2 separate regions of the Homo sapiens genome follow, and region 1 is linked to region 2. Evidence: read pairs that join two places in POLR2A ChIA-PET (ENCODE). Cell type or tissue: OCI-LY7. All regions are shown on one strand.

Region 1 (2,500 bases), 160 kb after region 2:
AGCTAGGACTACAGGTGCAAACCACCACACCTGGATATTTTTAAACTTTTTGTAGAAACAGGCTCTCACTATGTTCCAGGCTGGTCTTGAACTCCTGGCCTCAAGTGATCCTTCCACCTTGGCCTCTCAAAGTGCTAGGATAACAGATGTGAACTGCCAAGCCCAGCCACATATGGTGAAATTTAAGGGTGACTAATTTTAGACATTAAAATGGTCCAGAAAAATCCATGGCACAAGTCTAGAGGAGGAAAAATTTCAACAGCAGCACATGTGAGCAAAACTCAGGTTTTTGTTAACAGTAACCTCAATAGGAGTCAACTGTGAAGTGGCTGCCAGAAAAGATCAGGCAACCTTGGGTTGCATTTGTAGACCTCAGTGTCTGAAGCAACAACTGCAAACAACAGATGTCTCCTGACTAGCTGCTTGTATGTGCCGGCCTCTGTGCTGGGGCACTGGGGACACTGCAGTGACTGAATCAGCCACAGTCCAGGCCCTCATAGACCCTACCTTCTGGGGGACAAGGGAAGTGATTTTTGACATCTCATCCTGCTCTGCACTGTCCAGACCCTACCGAATCCTGTGTCCTGCCCTAGCCAGCTCCCTTTAATAAAGAGGAACATTAACCAACTAGAATTGGTGCAGGTGGGTGTGAGCAGAAGAGTGAGGAAACCTGATACCATGTCATGTGAGGGAAGGTGGCAGAAATTGGATAGGTTTATTTAGCCTTAGAGAAGGTAAGAGATGAAAGGACTTAGGGAAGACATAATGGCTGTCTTCCCTAACAGCTGTGAGGGATTGTCATTTAGAAGACAGGTTTCATTTCTTTTCTTTTCTTCCTGAAACAGCTTTTTGTAAAACAAGAAAGCAGAATTGCAACACAATTTAAATGTCTGTCTAGGTCACAAAAGGGATGCAAAATGTTTGTAATATGATTAGTATGTATTCATATAGTGAGTCATTCTTACACCTATACATAAGATTATTCCATGATTAAAGGTAGCCCAGCTCTAATAACCATAAGCTATATTAGTGGATCCCTTTTCCTATTATAACATTTTAGTATTACTTCTGATATTGATTCCCTTAACAAATGGAGTCTACAAACTGAATTTTAAAAAATTGTTAAAAGTGACTAAAACTCTGTAAACAGAGGAGTTGAGTTTACAAAAAATTCTGGGAGAACAAGCAGGATAAAACTGAGCAAGATTATCAATAAGTGTACATCTGAAACTCCCATTTTTCACAGTTCTGATACTAATACATTCTTAAGGAATTTTGCAAAAGTTAATCTGCTGAGTAGAAATATACCTTGAGACCAAACTCTTTGTAACTGTTCTCTTCCAGATGTGGTACATAAGATTAGTCAAAGTTGGCCAGATGCGGTAGCTCACGCCTGTAATCCCAGCACTTTGGGAGGCTGAGGTGGGCAAATCGCTAGAGCTCACAAGTTCGAGACCAGCCTAGGCAACATGGCAAAACCTCATATCTACAAAAAAATACACACAAAAAAATTAGCCGGGCATGATGGTACACGCCTGTAGTCCCAGCTACTTGGGAGGCTGAGGTGGGAGGTTGGCTTGAGCCTGAGCCGTGGAGGTTGCAGGGAGCCAAGATCATGCCACTGCACTCCAGCTTGGGTGACAGAGCCAGGCCTTGTCCCCTCCCCCCGTCCCCCCGCCAAAAAACAGGTTAGTCGAGCTTAATCTACTCTCATATATTTCCCAAAAGATCTACTCTGTGCCAGAGATAACAAAAATCTGGAGTGAAAATATTTGGAGTTGGTTACTAGTATTTTCCCAAGTACTTTTCCATCCTATTTCTATTTTCCCTTAAGCTTTTCTATTTTAAACACACACGACCATAATTTATATCTTTTCAGATACAAAGTAGGTAATTTTGTAAAAAAAAAAAAAAAAAAGAAGTTTTTTTTTTGTTTTTTGTTTTTTGAGATAGAGTCTCACTTTGTTGCCCAGGCTGGAGTGCAGGCTCACTGCAAACCCCACCTCCTAGAGGTTCAAGCAATTCTCCCTGCCTCAGCCTCCCAAGTAGCTGGGATTACAGGCACCCACCACCACGCCCAGCTAATTTTTGTATTTTTAGTAGAGATGGGGTTTCGCCATGTTGGCCAGGCTGGGCTTGAACTCCTGATCTCAGGTGATCCTCCTGCCTCGGCCTCCCAAAGTGCTGGGATTACAGGCGTGAGCCACTGTACCTGGCCAAAAAGAAGTTTTTGACAACAAAAAATTATCTTCCCAGATTGACAATTCAGTTTCAATGAAAAATCTTCATTTTTATAGTCTCTTTTTGTTTTCAATTGATTAAAGAGAAACCAGCAATTCTATCTTAGTATTAAATATCACAAATGAGAAGCTCTAGCTGAGAAAATGTCTTCATTTGGTTAAGTTTTGACAATTAAAGTTCAGGTTACTCTCAGAGATGATTAAGTATTAAAATTGCTTTTACAAATATGAAACCAGTTTTTCCCTGGGGGAGGGGAGAT
Region 2 (2,500 bases):
ATAAAATGGACATGAAATGAACTTTGACTGTAGCTTGAGATTTTTACTTTAAGAGAAAAGCAATTGTAGAAATAAGTGGAGGAAGAAGAAAGAATGTCTCTTGAGCACAAGTTCTCACCTTGTGCATTAGTTACAATGACCTGGAGAAATTTTTTAAAACCCCAATGCCAGTTAAGTTGGGGGAGTCTTTGTGGTTGGGACCTGAGCATCAATAGTTTTTCAAGTACTCCAGGTGATTCCAATGCACAGCTCCTGAGCAGTGCTGCTGCAACTTTAATGTCATTGGCACCACCTGGGAAGTTTGTTAAAATGCAGATTGTGGCCGGTGCAGTGGCTCACACCTGTAATCCAAGCATTCTGGGAGGCCAAGATGGGCAGATCACTTGAGGCCAGGAGTCTGAGATCAGCCTGGACAACATGGCAAAAACCTGTCTCTACTAAAAATACAAAAAGTAGCTGGGTATGATGGTGCATGCCTATAATCCCAGCTACTTGGGAGGCTGAGACACCAGAATCACCTGAATTCAGGAGGTGGAAGTTGCAGTGAGCTGAGATTGTGCTACTGTACTCCAGCCTGAGAGAGCAAGACTGTGGGGCAAGAGATTCTGCAATTCTAAGAAGCATCTAAGTGAAGTCAAAGCCCTGGTTTTATGAACCAGGCTTTGAGTAGCAAAGGCTAGCGGGGTTTGAAAGTAAACTAAACTCTCTGCCAGGAAAAATCCATGATCTTATTTTCAGGCCATCTCAAAGTCTCCTATGGCTTTATGACACCTGTCAACATGCAAAAGAGATAACTCCAACCACCACATAAGCCAATGAAAAGAAAACCAAGCCAAGTGCGGGTGCAGTGGCTCATGCTTATAATCTCAGCACTTTGGGAGGCCAAAGTGGGAGGATTCTTGAGGACAGGCATTTGAGACCAGCCTGGGAATCATAGCAAGACCTCATGTCTTTAAAAAAAAAAAAAAAAAAAAGTTTAAATTAGCCAGGTGTGGTGGTGTGCACCTGTAGTCCCAGCTACTTGGGAGGCTGAGCCAGGAGGATCACTTGAGCCCAGCAGTTTGAGACTGCAGCTGCAGTGAGCTATGCACCACTGCGCTCCAGCCTGGGTAACAGAGTTAGATGCTGTCAAAAAAGAAAAGAAAAGAAGGAAAGGAAGGAAGGAAAGAAGGCAGGCAGGAAGGCAGGAAGAAAGAAAAAAGAAAGAAAGAAGGAAAGAAAGAATAAAAGAAAGAAAGAAAGGAAAAGAAAAGAAAAAAGAAAGAAAGGACAGAAAAGAAAAGAGACAGAAGAAAAGAAAAGAGAGAAAAGAAAAGAAAAAGAAAAAGCAAACCGGAAGCCAGGGTGAGGAACACTGCTTTGGATGAAAACATTTAACAATGAACAGTATCTCCTTGAATTGGAAAGTATTTATAGGAGAACTTAAAAGAGAGAACTTTTTCTGGACAACATTACCATCCCTATTCTCACAATTCCATTTCTTCAAGATAGCTTTAGTAGTAAACAGAGTTGTCATATGTGTAATGGGGCAGATGATCAAGTGCAGTGGCAGCTGGGGTGTAAGAGCTGCTATATCTATGCTAGTAACATTTGGTCCAAAGCTGAGCCAGCTCAGAACCTAGATGTTTCTCTGAATTCTGGAGATAGTGAGAACCAGCCACTTTGTCAAGAGATTCCATTCAGCTGTCAACATGATGGCACAAGTCGGTAAAGCAAAATTTAAAAATGTTTAAACTTGAAAATGTCCACAGTAATATTTATAGTTAGCCTAAATGAAAAGGCTTTACATGTACTATCTCATTTAATCCTTGCAATAATCTTATAGATAATTACTATTATTATCCCGATTTTACAAATAAGACAACAGAGCTCAGAGAAGGCAAGACACTTGCCCTACTTTGAAACTAAACTAGAAACTAGTGTTTCTAGAAACACTTTCTAGAAACTAGAAAGTGGCAGAGCCAGGATTGGAACCCATTCGTTTGATTCCAGAGTCCCCACATTAAGCTCAACAGTGTGATAACAAAGCTAGTTTGCCATTGGGGATTTTCTGTCAATATTCCTGCTGCTATAAGCAGTGTGTTCATGTTTTCCTTAGTGTTTGGTCTAAATATTTTTCAAAAGCAGTCTTTTAATTTTTTAATTAGCTTGGTTCCCCAACAATAAAGCTCTTTAAAGGTCAGATGTTAACTTAATCCTCTTTGGGTTATCGTTGAAAAAGATCAGCCGAATTGACCTTGACAAAACTGCCTCCAAGGCTTGGGGACAGACAGTCTCTTTGATATCAGTGAACATAGTTAACTGCTGTCATGGTAAGGGGCATTTTCTATGCCTTTGATAGCAGGCAGATTTGTTTTTCTTGACAAGACCCCGAGTAAAAAGACTTAATATCCATCTTTAATGTGAATCGAATCATGCCCTGCTGACATTAGATCCTCAGCCCCAGGGAACACCAGGCTGGCTGCTGAGGGGCTGCATTAGGCCGATTCAATGGCCAAGA

Evidence for each region. Peaks named below come from ENCODE experiments on the same cell type or tissue, not always from the same donor. Only the 100,000 strongest peaks of a DNase experiment are listed, where the experiment ranks them.
Region 1: POLR2A ChIA-PET joins it to region 2 with 9 read pairs; 4 of 35 experiments call an interaction of 5 or more read pairs at or near these places.

What each region holds. Positions count from the first base shown.
Region 1 is chr14:60,159,762-60,162,261 of GRCh38, reverse strand. All of the region lies in intron 1 of DHRS7 (dehydrogenase/reductase 7), which reads left to right. It also overlaps the pseudogene SCOCP1. Among named protein-coding and RNA genes, the nearest start is that of DHRS7, 4.4 kb to the left of the region's middle. In OCI-LY7, no CTCF peak of the experiment used is centred here; no DNase peak of the experiment used is centred here.
Region 2 is chr14:60,323,783-60,326,282 of GRCh38, reverse strand. It overlaps LINC02322 (long intergenic non-protein coding RNA 2322), which reads right to left. Exons shown (of 2, transcript NR_146481.1): 2 at 2,376-2,500. Among named protein-coding and RNA genes, the nearest start is that of LINC02322, 1.8 kb to the right of the region's middle. In OCI-LY7, no CTCF peak of the experiment used is centred here; no DNase peak of the experiment used is centred here.